Linked DNA regions of Homo sapiens: region 2 is linked to region 1. The links are chromatin loops, found by intact Hi-C in ENCODE. Cell type or tissue: MCF 10A. All regions are shown on one strand. Each heading gives the region's core, and the rest is flanking DNA. Links, peaks and the distances in the headings are about the cores only. Region 1 has its middle 290 kb from the start of PRKD1. Region 2 overlaps LINC02326 (long intergenic non-protein coding RNA 2326).

Region 1 (10,357 bases), core at 960-8,959:
AATGGAAAAAGAATTCAAAATCAGGCTGAGCAAGTCCATTTGGGTCTTAGGAAACAAGTCAATTGTTTTTATTTTCTCTACTCCCAAGATACTCTGGGGTTGGTACACAGCAGCCTGGAAAAGAGAAGCATCCATGGGCCATCTCATTTCTGACTCAGTCAGCCAGCTGGGTGTTGAGACTATTTCCATGGCTTCCAATCCGTCAATGCTTGAAAACATTTACTACGGAAAGGATCGCTGGCTCGGGGAAGACATTTGTCTAATTCGGCAACAGTACTTTACACTGCATTTCCAGATTATGCCTCTCCTTGAAAATGATCTATTACAGGAGCAGTTTATAAAATTAAACACTTGTCATTATGCAATGCAAAATTCATGAAGCAACCAAATGTCAGGGATCTACATATTTAAAAGATGGGAGCTTTAGCATTTCTTCCCTGGCAGGGATTCTGAGCAGTAAAAGGCCCAGAGAAAAACATAGCTAATCACAAAGCTGTTTTGGAATGGACCAAACCATTCCTTTTTGGGACTGTTAGTCCAAAGGGACCCTCTTTCTCTGGTGGAAAAATAATTGTCTACTTAATAATTATTTATTGAATATTTGTGTGCCAATCAATGTGCAAAGTACTGGGACAACATCAATGAATAGAAGCAGTGTCCTGGCTCTCATGGAGCCAACATTCTAATGAGAATGAGGTGAGAGAGGTAGGCAATAAACAAGTAAACAAATAAATGACATGAAAAAAAATTTTTTTTTATAATGTTCCCTCCCTACCCACACATCTTTTTTTTCTATTAGAGAAAAAGGATATCTATCATCTCAAACTACAGTAGCCTTTTTTGAATTGCCAGGGACAAGTTACTCATCTGTGAACTGTTAACACGGAGCAATTATGGGGTACAGGGTACCACTCTAGTTACAGACCTGCTGGAATATGATAGGGTAAAAAATAAATTAGCTATCTGCAAGAAACTTTCTTGGAAGAAATACAAAACACACTCTTGATAAAGCTGATGATCATGCTGTTAGAGCCCCCTTGTCCATGTTCTCTCCTATTACTTTGCTACTAGCTTTGGAGGATAGAGGAATAAATACTCATTCCTAGGTAATTTAAGCCCTTGCATAGGGGCCCAATTACCCATCCATTTGAAGCTCATAAAGAATACCCCTGGCCAATTCTCATGCCTCAGCCTCCTGAGTAGCTGGGACTACAAGTATGCGCCACCACATCTGGCTAATTTTGGTACTTTTTATTAGAGACAGGGTTTTGCTATGTTGGCCAGGCCAGTCTCAAACTCCTGGCCTCAAACACCTCAAGTGATCTGCCCACAATGGCCTCCCAAGGTGCTGGGATGTTCTCTCCCATTATTGCTTTTAGCTTTGGAGGATAGAGGAATAAATACTCATGGCCAGGTTTGGGCCTGTGATAGATACAGGAGCATTAGGCAACTTAAGCCCTTGCACAGGGGCCAATTATCCATCCATTTTAAGCTCATAAAGAACATCCGTGGCTACTCAGGAGGCTGAGGAATGAGAATTGCTTGAGCCTGGGAGGCGGAGGTTGCAGTGAGGTGAGATCGCACCACTGCACTCCAGCCTGGGTGACAGAGCAAGACTCTGTCTCAAAAAACAAACAAACACACACAAAAAAACAAAAGAAGACCACTTGCTAGAGGGACCAGTGACTTACGAGTCTACCTCTAATACCTTCTCCATTGAGAACCATATCTACTGGCCATGATTCCTCTTGGGTGTCTGTGCTACCAGTTGAGACCCATGGATATGTTACTGCCTTCTCCTCAGAGCTCTGTTGTCACCTCTCATACCATACTCACCAGTTCACCCCAAAGCAATTCTGTCATGAGATTTACACCTGGCTGCTTTGGCACAGTCATTTTGATGCTAGGAACTTTTTGTCATGGAAACATGGTTTTGACATAATATTTTAGCCTCTGACTTTCAGTGTTTTAAAATACACATTATGTTGACAGTTAAGAGTGTAGTAAAGATCAAGGATATTGATTTTGCATGTTAATTAGTAATGACAAGAAAAATAGTGATCTTACATATTGAAAGTGCCATTTTGATGTCAAAGTAGCTACATCAAAATGATTTTGTCAAAATTGATGCATTAATCACAATGTCAAAAAGTTCTTCTTGGATTGTCCTCTTACTTCATCTTCATCACTCATCTAGGGTATAATGGAAGATCCTATTCCAGAAAACTTCCTAATCTGAAAACGACATGGGCATCCAGCCTCAGCAGCAAACCACATAAATTGGACATCATGTGGCTCTCCTGGTAAGGCACAACAACATGCACGTAGGCCAGAAAGCAGAAACCATCTATCTACTGGGGTCATGGAGGCCATCAAACAATGGCTTGTTCACATTCTTTTTATGAGCATCCAGATTTCCCTGAAAGTGCGACCACTGAGGAGGATCTCAGAGTAGAAGAGAGATCAAAGACAGATGTTATCCATCTTAGATTGCCATCAGGTGTGTGTGCATTTTGAGAAATTAATAAGACCTAGTTTTTGGAAGGAGTGAATGAGCATTCCAGAGGGAAAGACTGTTGTGTGCAAAATATTCCTGTGCAGAGAATGCTAGAAAAGTGAATTTGACTGGAACTTGGGACACGTTCAGGGAGCGAGTGAAAGAAAATGAAATGTAGTTGGAGAAGGGCCTTGAATGTGTGTGGCTACAGAAATGGATGTGATATTGAGAGGCAATAAGAAGCTATTATGACTTTTAACAGGTAAGCTACGTGACAGCAAACTGGTTGAAAGACTACCCAAACTTCTTTGTAAGAGGAACTGGTACAGGAGTGGAACTGGAAGCTAGGAGAGCTGCCCTAGAAGTTTCTCTGCAACCCAGGCATAAGGCAATGAGGATTTAACCTCATCGTAAACTGGTTGCTGAAGTGGAAATAAAGATGCATATTTGAATGAAATAAAGAAGAAGGAATTTGCAAGTCTTGGGGAAAGATTAAATATCAGGAGTTAAAGAAGGATAACTCCAAAACGAATCTAAGATACTCAGCTTAGCTGAAGATTGGCCATGGTGTTGCCATTGATAGTAATGGACAAACTTGGGAAGTATGCCATTTTGAGGGTGAGAATCATGAATCCAAAGTTTACTATTATAGTGTTGATGGGACAACCAAGAAGAACTATTCTGCTATGCGGATAAATGATGGTATGGGCTTGGAAAGAGTTTGAAAAATCACAGTAGAAATGGAAGATTTAAGACCTTTGTGGAAGTGGAATTATGTGATCAAATTATCATGATCACCATCACTGTCATCATGAAGCATTGTGTGAAGATACAGTGGGAGTGAGTAAATGTGTTTGTAAAGTCACAGACATAGATATGGACAAAATCCAAGTTTAGATATAGTCCTCAATAAGGGAAGAGAAGAAATCAGTAAAACCATTGGAAACAATGAGGTATTTGATAAATAGAATTGGCGAATAGAATAGAGAGTGCTTCAAGAAAGGGTTGTAATCAGGGTGTCATGACGAAGCAATGAATTCAAGAAGGGGGAATGGAATCTGATCATCTAGAGAGGCTAACTTCCTTTTGAGAAAGTCATGAGTTTACAGGCATGGTTAAGTAGGGAGTGGCTGCAGAAGTAGAGACTATAATAAAATAAAGTTTAGAAAGGACAGAATCGAAATCAGAGGAACTCAGAGGTCATCTATGATAACCTCCTCTCCATTTCAGGAGTCACGTTCAGGAGCTGCAGCCCTAACAGATACTCACTCTGTCTTGTTGGAAGGACACCGTCTAATTTGTTAGGCGGTTGATTCTATATTGGGAGATTAGCATATTGGGTTAGTGAATTCTCCATTTCATTGAGATAAAAATACAAAAAGATACAACCACGGAAGGAAGAAATTTGCTGGTAGCAGGAAAGTGTGGAGGGTTCAAGTAAAGTTCTTATATTTATTTTAACTAGAAGAGAGGTTTGTGTATAGTTAAAGGAAAAGAAAAAGAAGCATGAAAGAGGAAAGGGTTAAAGAGTAGCAAGGAGGCGGATGGTGAAGCTTCTTTGAGGCCAGAGGCAGGAAGTGATCAGAGACGCAGATGGAAAGGTTATTTTCATTTGATTTATCCACCCACTAACCGGTGTCTGATATAGTGCTTTTAGCATAGCGTGTGTGCAACACAGAGATGTGCTGATTGATTAATTGAGGAGAAGAAAGGTACTTTTGAGATCCAAGAAAAGATAAAGGGGGGGATTCAGAAAAGGATCTGGGATCTAACGAGTGACACAAATCCCGTGAGCTGAGGAGCAAGACAAATTCAGAAGCTTCACTTTTGGCCACTATAAGGAAAATGGCTGCTGTTTTAGTCAATTTTAAAGATAATGATTTTTTTAAGCCATCTGACTCCTTTGTGCCTTCTATCAGAATTGAAGTAATAGGCAAGTCATTCAGATAAAACTGTCCCTCCTGGAGGAAGAGACATGCCAAGAGAACCTTGGCCAGATGGGAGCTGTAGAAAGGGGCTCAGAGGGGCATTTTGCTTGCCCAGTCAGTTTGGATTTAAACCAGGTGCCTCCAGGGTAGGCCAGAGCTTTGCCAGTCAAGAGCAGGGGTGTAAGCTGCCATTGTGTGAAAACAAGTTAAGTTGCTTGGTTCCAGGGAATGTGGTCCAAGTGTCATAAATGCATCTGTTTAATAATGCATATCAGTAGCTCTTCCAGAATTTGGGTGCCTTGAGCTGCCTTTGTTTCCTCATTTCCAGAAAAATGAACAAGTCCGTGTCTTGACAAAAGCACTAGATGGCAGCATAGGACATCTATTCAACTGTCTCTCTCCACAGGCTGCTGGAATTTTGACAGATACAAAACGGTACCTGTGGTTTTGTGTATAAAACTGGTATAACTGTTTGTACATTTAAAAAATGTAACAATAAATTAAACATAAGGGAAAAGGGTTGCTAATAAATACAGTGTTAGACTGCATTTTTGTATACCAGGTGACAAGCCTGGGCATTCAAACCTGATTTGTGTAGGGGATGGGCAGGATGGGAAGCGAGTTGAAAGAGTTGCAAAATGTACACGCTGGGTGGTTATAGCTTCCTTGAGGGTTGTTGTTGATTTACCCATATGTCTGTGTGCATTCCATAGAGGTGAAAATTTAGGGAAGTGAGGGGTACGATATGTCTGAAAGTCTGGATACAAGGGACTTTGGAAGAAAGCAGCATTCTGTGATTCTCTGACTCACTGTTTTGATGGGTGGAAGGTGAAAGTGTGAGCTCATTATATGTGCTTTTCTTAAAGAGGCAAATAATGCCTCCCCATTTTCTTACTCATCATTTAGAAAGTGGGCCTATGAAGCCTGCACACATTGTAGCCTATAGGACTAGGCTCAGTATATACTATCATCTTTTCTCTTTAGTCTGGATTGATTCACTTCCTTGGTTAGAGCAACTGCTACCTGAGACACTAAGGGCATAGGTTTGATTCCAGTCAGAGTCAGTTGGTATGCTACAGAAAAGAAGAAAACAAACAAAAAAAAAAATCCCAGGATCGCACACGGAAAATCCACTTAACCAGCTCTACAAAGATTCTTCACCACTTCTAGAAAAGTAATTCAAAGCACACATCCTGTCAATATATATGGTCAGAAGCATTATCTTTTTATTCATTCTTTCATTGAACAAACATTTGTCATCTACTATGTGCCAAGCATTGTGCTGGGTAATGAAAGAGATCTAAAAAAACACAAAACCAAACCAAAACAAAAATAACCCAAACACTATGTAACATAATACACATCTCCTTTATTACAAAGATGATGTTAATAATAATAACTATTGGTATAATGGTTTATAGTTCCTGACACACTTTCATCCACAATATCTTATTTGGTTCTTACAATGATCCTGCCATTTGGATTTTTTTGCAGGTGAGGAACTGAGATTTAGAAATTATTAATAATTTGCCTAGATCATAGTCAATTAGTGGTATTTCCAGCACTCAAAACTAGTATTTTGATTCTAATTCCTAAACTTTTTTTACTATACCATACAATTATAAAGAAAATGCTTCATATTTTATACCATTTCAAGCTCTTTTCTGAAAACATTTTGGTCTCAGGAATCTGGGAAATTTAGATCAAAGGTTTGAATTCAAGTGCTATGTGATTATTTATCTGGTAAATACAGTTTAGAAATAAAGAAGTTTTCCACTAACTGTAGAATAAAAACCTGTAATGTGCCAAGGAAGAAAATTTCACTTTGATTTATTCTTATTTTGTTTCTTGTTTGTAAATAGGGCAAATATCATATATAAGAATGCTACTGAAACAGCATTTGTCCTACTATATATATAGAGAGAGTGTATATGGACAGAGAGTGACAGAATACAAATTTCTTATGGCGAAGGAAGGGCTGTTTTCCAGATATTTCTTTACTTCATATGCCTAAATGTCTCTCATTTCACTCATTGTTTTTCCTGGGTTTCTGTGTTTTGCTCCAAATCATATACCCACCACAGTGCAAACTGCCTGGCACGTAGAGGCTTTTCATTTAGTTGTTGAATGAATGGAGTAAAGAAAAGCAGAGTCCATCTATTAACCTCATTTGGTCCAGCCCCAGCCAACCTTCTGCCTCATTCCAGGGGATCTCTCAATTTTAAGAGCAGAACTTACCTCAAATCCTATCTATAAAACAAGACTGTCCCTAACCTTCGCTTATAGTGTATAGTCTATTGCTGTACAATTTAGCACCTGTTTTTAGGTTTTCTTGTATTCTCTGGTTGTTTCACGTGGGCAAGTAACGTTTCCCAACCAGAGCATCAGGTCTAGGAGGGCAGTGCTTGTCATCACATAATATCCGTTTACTTGCATCTCACAACATGTCTATTTAAATCTGTAAATTCTGTGTAGTCACGCCTTTCTCTGGTGGCACATTCCAGTCTAATTCCATCTGCAGGCACTTGAGCATGAGCAGGGAGGTGGAGATGCTATCTTTTGGGAGGTGCTGCACCAGGTGAAATCATCCTATTTCAATGCGGGCATTCAAAGCCAACAAAGACGCCGTGTTGCTTTATTCCCAGGGGCTGCTGATTGCCCATTTTAGTGATCTGAGTCCATCATCTCGTTCTTAGCTGGTCACAAAGGGCTAGTTGTAAACAACCACTGTCCAAATTGATCATATTACCCAGGAGATGAGCAACCACCAGGTATAATCTCAGTTGGTGTCTGGAAGGCTTATAGCATAGGCTGTGATGTAAATCAGAAGCAAAGACCATAAAAAAGTAGGTTGATTTCCTCTTACTTAGCATTCAGTGGAATGAATCATTTAAATGCTTAGTGATTTTTTTAAACTAGCGTTCAACATAGAGATTAATGAGGTTTTTTTCCCTTCTCTGCTTTCTGTGTACATAAGCCCACAGTTGGCTTATCCATAGGCAATATGTTACCATCTATATGATAGGATTTGAAGTATACTACAAAGTCCTTAGACTTTTCCCTTACTGGCCTACTATAGTACAATCATTAGAATCATTTATTTTGGATAAGGCATTGTCTCTAGAAAAAGTCTATAAAAATGGCTATTACCTGCCAGAGACATTATTAACAAGGAATAATTCATTAGGTTGCTTAATTTTCACTCAACATTGGCACCACTGCTATCCCCCAAGCTCCCCAGAATAAGTAAGAGGGCAGAAATGGAAAAATCACTCTGAGGTAGAAATTTCTAAAACTGTCTTTATTCAGTTTATAATTAAAGTTAGAGTCAATGGAAATTTGGAACCAACCAAAAGGAAAATTTAAATCTTGTTGTGAGAATATTTTAAATACTAATGTTCCCCCTGCTATGTTGGTGTTACAATTCTCAATAGGAAATGATTCAGAATTCCTTCTAAGCCTTTATGTGGGGCCACAAGAATGTGGAAATACTTCTGCTTTCCTCAAGGACAAGAGACTAAGAGATCAAAGTCCAAAGTCAATCATAAGAGACCAGAGATCCAGGCCAAGTGTTGGAGCTTTCTGCTCAGGGATGCAAGAGCTGCATGGCTTATTCTAGGCATGGGGTGTCCAAGTTCTGTCTTTCCTGCCCTCTATGTTTCCTTTGTAAATCTTAGGGACCTTTTTGAATCTCAAATTCGAACAGATGACAAAAGCCTCTCTTCAAATGAGCCCGTAGGGGTGTGAGTGTGAGTGTGTGTGCACATGCCCTCAGGAAAGGGGCAAAGGAAGTCTCTCACAGACTGAGATTAAACCTGACAGTGCAAATTAATTTTACTGCACAAAGATTGTGCCTGAAGCCCACACTTACATTTAGTGCCTGCTTTCATAAATGAAGAAAATAGTTTGAGAAAGAGGTGAAACGATCAAAAGCACATTGTTATTATTATTATTTTTTAATCTTATGGAGTGATGGAGAAGAGAGAAAGGGCAGGATCCCAGTTCCACATTCTCAAGCATTATCCCACTAGATTGGTCTGAGGTTTGAGGTACAGCTTCGCTTGGTCTCAGGTCTGATTAGCCCATTATGAAACTACTGGTTCGTGGTTCTTCTATCAATGTCCCAAACCCCTCTATAGCTGCTCTTGCCTTTAAGGTTTGGCCTTTCTCACTTTGATGACTCACCTCTTGCTCTGTCAGAGGTTCAGGGAAATACATGCTTTCATGGGACTATTCCAGGGAGAGCACACAGCAACACAGAGTGGGAATGAAGTGCGGCCCTGCAGCCTGGTTCCTGGTTCCAGTGTCCCATCTTCTTATGGTCTTTAGTCTTTGTGATGTATACCTGTATGTTATCATTTCGTATTTGTGATACCAGCTCTGGAAAACCTGATCATTTCTTTGCAGGCACCACATCTATAGAATTAATAGATCTGTGGGCCTAATTAAGAAGAGAATCTCTAAGGCACCAGATCTCTTAGCAACTCAGGCTAAACTACTTCAGTTGCCAAATAATCAGTTTTGCATTTAGCAATGTGCTTGAAGTTGAACTGTTTTAGGGAGAAGAATGAGAATCAAAGGATTCTGTGTGTTTTTGTGTATATGGTATCATAGCGGTGGTGGTGGTGGTGGTGGGGTGTGTGTGTGTGTGTGTGTCTCCGTGTGTCTGTGTATGTATGTGTGGATAGTGAATCTTGTATTTCCACAGCTTAGTCAAATTAATAGGAATAATACTATCATACGGTTTTAGGCAAGTTGTTCACTTACGTTATTGGCATTTTCAAGTATCTGTAGCTGGGCCAAATGAAAACTGGACTAAACTGTACATTCAGTTACTTTACTCTCTATTTAGTTCTACCAGACAGCTCAAATGTCAACAGATCAGTATGTGGTACTGACAAGACAGCATAAGGTTCTAGAAAGGGCTCAGGCTTTGGGGACTAGTGTTCTGGCCTTGGCATACTGTCCAACCTGTGCAACACCTCAGATGATTGTTAGGAGGAAGAACCTAGGTGTACCAAGGAAAGCGCCCAGCATGTGGCCTATCATCTAGCAGGTTTCAACAAATGGACCGTCTCTTTCTACCTGGCATATTGAGCAAATTGTCCTTACTTTAGAAGCCACAATATGACTCCCTTTTTGTCATTCTCCCCCCAAAACCTTATTTTCCAAATAAATTTAAGACATAGTAACAAGATACCTATTGCTATGGTTTGAATGTCCCCTCCACAACTCATGTTGAAATGTAATTGCCATTGTGACAATATTAAAAAGGGAACTGTTAAGATGTAATTAGCCTGTGAGAGCTCTGTCCTCATGGATGGATTAAAGCTGTTATCATGGGAGTGGGTTCCTGATAAAAGCAAGCTCAGCCCTATCTTTCTCTCTCTTGTTCTTTTCTGCTCTCTTGCCATGTGATGCCTTCTGCCATGAAATGATGCAGTAAGAAGACCTTCCCCAGATGCAGCCCCCCCATCTTAGACTTCCTAGCCTCCAGAACCATGAGCCAAATGCATTTCTTTTGAAAATAATTTACCTAGTTTCTGGTATATTGTTATAGCAACACAAAATGGACTAAGACACTACCTAAAGCCATATATTTTTGACATGAGAAAATATTTTCTTATGTTTACTGTGGGGACTTTAAAAATTCTGAGCTCTAGCCTTGGGAATCCATTGAGTAATCACGTGACTTTGAGCAAGGATTGCAGGAGCTCTAAGTCACCATTTTCTTCACATTAATATAAAAATTATCCATCAAAGATCTAACTCAAATGTCTATGCTGGCTTACAACCATCTCTCTCACCTTTGTGAATTCTGACTGCCATGAGAGTTGCATGTTTTAGAATTATTTATTCCATGTTAGTAACATCTCTCCAAATAGATAGCTTACCTTTTTTCCTGCAATAAAAGTATATATTATATATATAT
Region 2 (10,357 bases), core at 701-8,700, 1.2 Mb after region 1:
TTCCCTTAGAACACCACTTAACTTCCTTCCGCCCACACTAATTCTTCCCAATATTGAAAGCCAGGTTAAATATTTTATATAAGAAGATTTTATTTAAGAAGACATGAAATATAACCTTTTAAAATAAAAATGTAATCACTTTTTAAGCATATTTCACCATGAAGGCAGATGCTGTTTTCTTTAATCATATGATAAGCGCACCATCCATGACCATTAACTTGGCTCTGTTGATTACATGCTCTTATTTCTCCCTTTGTATAATGACAACATATTCTCTTGATTTTCATTCTCCTTGCTAATCTTTTTTAAATATCTTTTATTGACCTCATATTTTGATCCACTCCTGTTAAGTATTATCCAAGGCTGTGTTCTACAAGTCTTGTTCTTTCATTATCTTTTGCACTTTGAGATCTTGCTACCTCACTTCTGTGTGGATGTCTTTGCCAAGGGAATATGTGCTAACCTATAGAATAAACACTGGCTCTTTATGGGGTCACCAGAGTACCATATTTCCAGGAACCCATAGACAAAATGTACTCACATTTTGATGCCATCATGAAACATGACTGGTTGACTGCAGATAAAACATCTTTGTGCTGATGGCCATTATGAATCTGTTGAATAAAAAATTGCTTGAGATGTTTATTTTTGATCATCACATCACACATTATTCTAAGATTATGTCTAAATTGTATAGTTCAAAAAAACTAAGAAAATAGATATGAAAACTCATTGAATATTTTGATGGAGAAAAACTTTCTAGACTTTACAGCAATGTTCATAAAGGAGAATTCTAGATCTGATTCCATTCAAATATAAAATATATATCTGCAAATCACAAAAACCTACAAGCAAAATTAACAAGCCAAAGAAGAACCTGAAAATATTTATAACGAACTTACAAATCAACAAACAAAATGTTAATAAGTCCCCTTACAGGAATATTCAAAGGACATGAATAATTTAGAAAAGAAGTAGTATAAATCACTAACAAACAAAATTTTTAAACCAAAGGTAATGAAGAAATAAAAATTAAAACAACAATAAAAAAACCTCTAGAAGACGCCAAAAGCTACCTTTCTAATTTTAAAGGTTTGAAATAGATGTAATGTTCAGTGCATGTATTGGGATAGGATGACAAGCATGCCCAAACACAAGCGTAACAAAGTCTTTAAAAGCATCTGTGGTATTTAACCCAATAATTCCACTTCTGAGAATCTAAGCCAATAAAATAATTAGAAATATAGTCAAATATCTATATATAAATAAACTACTCACCAAATGTTTTTAATCAAAAGAATTTAAAAAGAAACAACCTAACTGCCCAGTAATGTATAACCTAACCATATAATAAATTGCTGTGCAGTGTGTTAGTTAAAAGAAGAATTATTAAATACAGGAAAATGATTATATTAAAACATTAACAAAAAACAGAAATCTGGAAATACATAGAAACTGTCTAGACTTGTTTAGGTGCTACAATGATAGCATAGATGGTTTTGTCTAAAATGTTGAGTGTGACAATGTAACTTTCTTCCTTATTTTCCCTAGCTGTTTACATGTATTGCTTTCACTCAAAGATCTTCACTAAATATTAAAGAAGAAATTTTAGTTTTCAGAAGTAATTGATATCTAACACAGAAATCTTTAACATGTAAATCATGATGAAAGATCAGAGCAAATCAATTTACATATTTTTATCTGTGTAGAATATGGGTAAATATAGTGAGATTCTTATAAAGCAAATAGGATCGTGTCACTCCCTGCCTAACACTTCCAGTGGCTAACCAGGGCAGCTAAAATAAACTCCAAGTCTCCTAACATGTCCTCTCAAGTACTGAAAGATCTATCTCCTGCCTATTCTCATCTACTAGCCCTGTCTCCTCCACCCCTTATGTTTGCTGCTTTTCACCCACACCTCCTCATTCAGCTCCTAGGAAATACCAGACTCCTTCCCTCAATATCTTTAGGCATGCTCTTCTCTGTCTGAAATGCTCTTCCCTTTTCTTATTTCTTAGCTGACTCCCTCTCAAACTTTAGGTCTAAGCTTAAATGTCACTCAGAAAGGCTTTCTGTGAAACCAACGTAAATCTGGTTCCTTCTGCCATGCCCATTCCCTGTTTTATACATTCATAGCTCTTACCCTAATTTGGGTGGGAAAATTTTCTTAGAAAAGTCACTTAAAGGTGTTTAGAGAACAAAGGATCCAGCCAGTTGATTGAAAATCATAATAGCCTCTTTCCTTGTTAAATAGTTTGTATGCATTCCTGGCTTTTATACACTGAGTACTTTGAGAAAATGGCAGTCTCAGTACATATGAATACACAGCGCAAAAACATTGTTGATTTATAGTTTTCATGAGTGAAATGAGTGCATAGAAAGGAAAATATTGGACTTATACTTCAAAGATAACCAAATAAATAACAGAATATGCCTAAGGAAATTTGGAATTAAATAGTTGTCTATCCTTTTACTCAAGACATGTTGGATGGTGAGTTCAAATCCTTTCTAATAATAGATTATTTGATGGCTTAAAGCACAATATTTCCTAGAAGGTGAGAAGTAGCCCACCATACGGAGAACAGCAAAGGATGTTTTGGGCAGATACCTACATAAGAAGACACTCTTGGGCAGAGAAGAATCTAGTATTTGACAAATGGCAGAGGTCGATGTGTCTGATAAAATGTTGAATGATCAGGAAATTGAAATCTGATATTAGAGACAGGATTGGCCACAGAAACAAATTTAGTTAGAATTCTAAGTCTGATAGGAAATTTTAAAATGGAGAGGTGTGACAGGGCTTTACCTATAAGGAGATTCAGTTGGCTGGTCTGTGGAAGTGGACTGCAGAGCAGCAGGAAGGAGTATACAAAGGCTGGTTTGGAGGTTATTGTCATTCAGGTCGGAGATGATGGCATCCTGGCTGCTCATTAAGGTAGCCCTGTACATAGAGGAACATAGAGAGAGAGAGAATTAAGGAGAGAATTAAGGTCAATTTTGAAGAAAAGGGATTTGCTAATTGAATAAATGTGGTTGATGAAGGAAAGAAATCCCACACTGAAGTCAATGCACCTGGGTGAATGTATTAATTATACCACCTCATCTCATGACCCATCAAATCTTTAGTGCAGTTCCTTCTTAGAAGCTTTATTTTGTTAAATTTACATAGAATAACTCGATCGAAGATCCTAGTGTTTCCAATCACAGTCAGGCCTAAGATCATATAATAATTAGGTTTCAGTTAATTCTGAGACTCTAGAGACCAGCACTTGCTCATCATACCTCATATTCCTATATTGTGGCGTATCCCAAAGCACTCAACCCAAAACCCTGGATTGGCACCTTCTTTCATATATATACACACACATATACATGTATATACATACACACATATACATACACACATATACATGTATATATATACACACACATACGTATATATGTATGTATACATATCTGTATACATGTGTGTATACATATATACATATACGTATATGTGTGTATACATATGTGTGTATACATGTGTGTATACGTGTGTATACATGTGTATGTACACATATATGTGTATGCATGTGTGCACATTGTGTGTATACATGTGTATACATATATGTATATATACATATATACATACATGTATACATATATACATATATGTATATATGTATGTAGTGTATATACATATACGTATATACGTATATACACACATGTACGTATATACGTATATATACACACATGTACGTATATACGTATATATACACACATGTACGTATATACGTATATATACACACATGTACGTATATACGTATATATACACACATGTACGTATATACGTATATATACACACATGTACGTATATACGTATATATACACACATGTACGTATATACGTATATATACACACATGTATATAGGTATATATACACACATGTATATACGTATATATACACACGTATATACGTATATATACACACGTATATACGTATATATACACACATGTATATACGTATATATACACACATGTATATATACACACATGTATATATACACACATGTATATACACACACGTATATATGTATATATACACACACGTATATATGTATATATACACACACGTATATATGTATATATACACACACGTATATATGTATATATACACACATGTATATATGTATATATACACACATGTATATATGTATATATGTATATATACACACATATGTATATACATATATACACACATATGTATGTAGACATACATACATATATACAGACATATACATATACATGTATATATACATATACGTATATATACACATATACATATATACACATACACGTATATATACACGTATATACGTATATACACGTATATACACATATACATATATATACACATATATGTGTATATATATATATATAAATCTAATTTTTCAGCCATTTTATTTCCTCCAAAAACTCTCATTCTTCTTCCATCTCATTCAAACTGTGTGCATACTCTCTCCATCTATACCCAGGCAAAAATTGTCTCTCAAAAAAGCCTCTTCATCAGTGTATGCATATGTTTAAAAAACTGACTTTTTCTTAATTCAAAGATAAAATTTCAGAATTTGTTAAATCTTATGTGTAGACATTTTGTGGGACTTTGAAATTCTTCTTGTGCAACAAAGCACACCAGTGATTCTATAATACCATATGTTAAAAGCTACCTCTTCCATGAGAACACCCAGCAGCTAAATTCAGTTGTCCTCTTCATCATTACCTTACCTTTTACCACACATTTTCACAGGTTTTTTTTTTCTGCATATTATTTCATCTAATAGCAGAATATCAGGGCTTGAAGTCAGTTTAAAGATTATGAGCTAATCCAAATGTCCCAATATATACATAAGGAAGCTACATCCAAAGGAAAAACACTTTTCAAGGCCACAGTGGCTAGAAACTGTTGCACTCATATCAAGAACCTGTCTTTCAACAGGCAACACAGTCGGCCTTCTACCCGGCTGCTTCTTCCTTGAAGGCTTATCTTGAAGTGAAGGCTATGCCTACTTCTCATGCGTCTGATTTTCATTGAGCCCAAGTGTTCTCCCTAAATAAAGGCAGACAGGCCAACCAGCACAAGTATCTTTTCTATCCTATGTGGTGGCCCATAATGCAAAATGGAGAGTGGAATATTAAGATAGATTTCTTTGTCTGGAATTTCCTGGGAAGAACATTGCAGTTGCTTAACGTGCATAGTAATGCCGTGGCGACCTTGTTAACATGCAGTTTCTAATTCACTAGATCTGGGATGGGGCCTGAGATTCTGCACCGCTAACAAGGTCCCAGGTGGTGTAGGTGCTGTTGGGCTGCAGACCACGCAGAGTAGGTAGAGCACAGACTTAAGACCCTCAAAACCTGTGCCTCAGGGTGCCCTCTGCTGGCGGCAGCTGTGCAAGCAGTTTTTAGGCTCCCTGTTGGCAATCCAGGGGATAGAAAGAAGACTTAGATATTAGGTTTCTTCTCCCATGTGATGGTTAATTTTATGTGTCAACTTAGGTAGGCTATAGTGCTCAGTTGTTTGGCCAAATGCCAGGCTAGATGTTTCTTTGAAGGTATGAGATGTGATTAGTATTTAAATCAGTTGATTTTGAGTAAAGCAGATTACCTCCCATAATGTGGGTGAGCCTCATCCAATCAGTTGAAGGCTTTAAGACAAAAGACTGAGATCCTTGGAAGAAGAAGGAATTGCAAGAATAGCAGCGTGTGGGCCTGTCCGGAACATTTCAGACTTTCCAGGTCTCATAAATGCATAAATAATTTCCTTAAAATAAATGTCTCTAGATGGACAGATAGAGATATATATCTAAATCTTTCCGTATATCTACCTCAAGAGAGAGAAAGGGGGAACCAACAGACTGTGTGTGTATATGTGTGATATATATACATTCATACATATATATACACAGAGATGTATATATATATACATCTCTGTGTGTGTGTGTATATATATATATATATACACACACACACACACACACACACACACACTGTTTCCACAGCAAAAGAAACTATCATCAGAGTGAACAGACAACCTACAGAATGGAAGAAAATTTTCACAATCTATCCATCTGACAAAGGTCTAATATCCAGAGTCTATAAGGAACTTAAACAAATTTACAAGAAAAAAACAACCCCATTAAAAAGCAAGCAGAGGACATGAACATACACTTCTCAAAAGAAGACATACATGCAGCCAATAAACATATGAAAAACAGTTTAATATCACTGATCATTAGAGAAATGCAAATCAAAACCACAATGAGATACCATCTCATGTCAGTCAGAATAGCTATTATTAAAAATTCAAAAAACTATAGATGCTGGTGAAGTTGCTGAGAAAAAAGAACACTTTTACATCATTCGTGGGAGTGTAAATTAGTTCAACCATTGTGGAAGACAGTGTGGTGATTTCTCAAAGACCTAGAGGCAGAAAAAATTGACTCAGCAATGTCATTCATTACTGGGTACATACCCAGAGGAATCATTCTGCTATAAAGATACATGCACGTGTATTTTCATTGCAGCACAATTCACAATAGCACGGACATGAAATCAACTTAAATATCCATCAATGATACACTGGATAAAGAAAAGGTAGCACATATACACCATGGATTATTATGTCCTTTGTAGGGATATGGATGAAGCTGGAAGCGATTATGGTCAGCAAAGTAATGCAGGAACAGAAAACCAAACACGGTATGTTCTCACTTACAAGTGGGAGCTGAATAATGAGACCACATGGACACATGGCAGGGAACAACACACACTGGGTCCTGTAGGCGGGGGTCGGGTGGAGAGAGGGAGAGCATCAAGAAGAATAGCTAATGGTTGCTGGGCTTAATACCTAGGTGATGGGTTGGTCTGTGCAGCAAACCACCATGGCACTTGTTTACATATGTAACAAACCTGCATGTCCTATACCTGTACCTCTGAACTTAAAAGTTGAAGAAAAAATAACAAAAACTATATATTTTTTTTCTCTAGAGAGCCCTAATATATCATAATGAGATAATATCAATTTCCTAGAATAATGCTGTCATATTTTCAAGTACTGACAAATATGAAAAGTTAACACTGAGAAAACACTAAATCTGTATTTCATTCATTTACCAAATATATTTGAGCATCTATTCTGTGTGAGTCCCTGGGGATATAGATGAGAGGAATACGAAGTGCCTGCCCTCATGCAGTACATGTTCTGGTCAGGGAAACAGGCAACAGATAAGTGCACAATGAATAGAAATGCAGAAAACAATACACACCATGGAGAAAAAAAGAGAAAGATAAAAGTAGATAGTAAAGGACTTTCAGAAGAGGTAATACTTGAATGGTATTTAAACAGAGACTCTCCAAATTAATTGACATGTTTACCTGGCCAACTGATATCTGTAAGTATTCACCACGTTCGACATGATTTTCTAGAGGCTAGGGATAAAAGATAAATATTATCTGACTTTAAGAAACTTACACAGAGAAGTTGAAACACACACATCCTCAAAAAAGAGGATATTTAATAAAAGTTATACTAGAGAGGGTATCCTAAACTATAAAATGGCCAGAAGATAAACAAAGTTTGGATTGGATAAATCCTTTAAACGAGATTAGTAGTGACAGAAATATATAGTGTATGTTGGGACTCAAATCTTAAAGTAAGTTATTTTGGAGGTATACTAAATTACCTAATTAATTTTGCTTTCGGCAGTATTTCTTTGAAGATCTAATTTCAGCTCTCATATAACAAATGCTATCTAGCTATTGATCCTTCCAACTTTCAAGTCTCAACATTTGTTCCTCTGTTGTTTCTTTACGACTGGTAGCTATTAGGGCTGTCATTACACAGTTCTACTCTGATACCCATATGAAGTGCAGTACATAAAAGGAGGCATTGTTTAAGGGGTTAGAGTTTATGCTGGTTGGCCCAAATTGTAATCTTCTCTGCTTACCTCTACCTACTTATTAAGTTTTAGGCCTGGAATTTACTTTTTATGTTAAGCAAAAAGTATAAAGATAAGAAATACTATAGCTATTAAAAACAATATGTTGAGATATAAAAATGTAAGCCTTGGGGTGAAGTTTTAAATTTGAAAGTGAATGTGCTTTCTGCATAACATATAGTTATTTGCTCACCTTGTTGGGGAGAATCCAATTTGGGAGAGGTGAAAGAGAACTAATGTTTGTTAAGCTTTTTATATGTTCTTACATATCCTCACAATGTTATAGAAATGCTGGGATCTGGATTGATCTCAAGTCTGCTCAACTCTAGGTTCTGTGTTCTTCCTATACACCATGTTGTTTCCCCTAATTTGTGCAAGAAACATAATTGATCTTCTGTGTTCAGTCTAGTTTCCCTCCAATTGAGACAGAAGGACTTTTAAAAAATGCATATCTCACCATATAACCTCCTGTGCCCAACATTTAAAACTTTTCTGTGGTTTTCTATTGCCCTAAGGTTAAGGGGAAAACTCCATAATATGATCCATGAAGCTTTGCATTCTATGGTGCCAATATTACTTTCCAGTCTCTGCTTATACCCATTGTCTTTCTACTTCAACCTTACACTGGTCATTTTTTACAATCCTTCCTGCCACAGGATTTTTGCACATGTCAGATTGTATAAAATATTCTTTGCTATTCTCTTAATCTAATTAACATCCTACAGGTCCTAGTTTAGAGATCACCTCATCAAGGCAGGTAGGTAAGAAGTGGGGAATGAGTGATTACGGAAGTTTGAGAGAGAAGGCCAACCACATGCAAGGAAACTGCATGAGTCTTACTGTTTTCCATAGAGGCTATGCCAATTTACATTCTCACCAACAGTGTCCAAGGGTTCCCTTTTTCCACATCCTCACCAGCATCTATTTTTTTTTAATTAAAGCCATCCTAACAGGTGTGAGGTGATATCTCATTGTGGTTTTTATTTGCATTTCCCTGATGATTAGTGACATTGAGCACCTTTCCATATATCTGTTGGTCCTTTGCATATCTATTCATGTCCTTTTACCATTTTCTTATCTGGTTATTTGGTTCTTGTGTGTTTGCTTATTTTTGCTATTGCATTGTTGGAGCTCCTTATATATTTTGAATATTAGCCCTTTATCCAATATTCAGATTGCAAACATTTTCTCTCATTCCAAGGTTGCCTTTTAATTTCATTGATTATTTTCTTTACTGTAGAGAAACTTTAAAGTTTGATGTAATCTGCTAAACTTAAAATCCAGGTGTTTTCCCCCTGTGTTTTCTTTTAGGAGTTCTACCGTTTCAGCTCTTACATTTTAAGTGTTTATCACTCCATGTTTAGTTGACATTTTGTATGGTGTAAGAAAAGAGTCCAATTTCATTCTTTTGCATATGGATTTCCAGTTTTCCCAACACCTTTTATTGAAGACTGTTCTATCCCCATTGTGTATTCCTAGCACCCCTGTCAATAATCAGTTGACCCTATATGCGTGGGTTTATTTCTGGGCTCTATATTCTGTTCCATTGTTTTAGATGTCTGTTTTAATGCCAGTGCCACACTGTTTTGGTTATTTAGCTCTGTAATACATTTTGAAATCAGGAAATGTGATGGCTCCTGCTTTGTGAATCTTGCTCAGAATTGGTCTGGCCTATCTGAGGTTGCTTTGTGCTTCCATAAAGATTTTAGGATTATTTTTCTACTTTTGTGAAAAATACCATGAGAATTTTGGTAGGAATTGCATTTAATCTGTAGATCACTTTGGGTGGTATAGATATTTTTACAATATTAATTCTTGCAATTCCTGAACATGGGGTATCTTTCTATTTATTTCTGTGTGCTTTAATTTATTTCATCAGTGTTCTATAATTTTCAATGTAAGGACTGTTGAATTAGAGGAGTAGACATGAAGTGGAGATATTGAGATATATATGTGAAGTACTAGATTTCACCTAATGTAAGGCACATGGAGTGGACCATAGGACACAATATGTCTTTTTGTGTTACAAATAGGTAATAAAATATCTGCTAATCAAACTGGAACAATACTTTGATTGTGGCTTGTTATGATACATCCTGATTTCAGAGTTGTTAAAACATGCAGAAATATGCATCTAAAACTGATGAAAAGAGTACTTAGAGGTATTGAGTGTAGAGAGGAAAAGAGACTAAAAGAGGTTAAGAATTAGTCTTTTAGTGATAGTGGTGAAATAGAAATTGATCTTGCCAAATCAGGCAGAGAATATAAAACATGAGCCCATTTAGGGTAAAGATAGTGTTTCATTTTGGACTTGTTGAGTTTCAGGCTCTTGTAGAACATTTGTCCAAGGTAATATATAGTCTAATTGTGGAAGAAAGTCT

Evidence for each region. Hi-C counts contacts between places; a loop is a spot of excess contacts. Peaks named below come from ENCODE experiments on the same cell type or tissue, not always from the same donor. Only the 100,000 strongest peaks of a DNase experiment are listed, where the experiment ranks them.
Region 2: a loop joins it to region 1, with 6 times the contacts of the local background. A loop is called at or near these places in 7 of 110 quality-filtered maps.

The regions. Positions count from the first base shown.
Region 1 is chr14:30,209,092-30,219,448 of GRCh38, reverse strand. No RefSeq gene overlaps it. Among named protein-coding and RNA genes, the nearest start is that of PRKD1, 290 kb to the right of the region's middle. In MCF 10A, for the core only: a CTCF peak has its summit at 4,782 (motif pointing right); DNase peaks (open chromatin) are centred at 4,798 and 8,628.
Region 2 is chr14:29,011,537-29,021,893 of GRCh38, reverse strand. The region is part of intron 2 of LINC02326 (long intergenic non-protein coding RNA 2326); the gene reads left to right. LOC107984685 (a long non-coding RNA gene) reads right to left here. Exons shown (of 11, transcript XR_007064101.1): 4 at 2,807-2,941; 5 at 542-614. Among named protein-coding and RNA genes, the nearest start is that of LINC02326, 48 kb to the left of the region's middle. In MCF 10A, for the core only: a CTCF peak has its summit at 5,393 (motif pointing left); no DNase peak of the experiment used is centred there.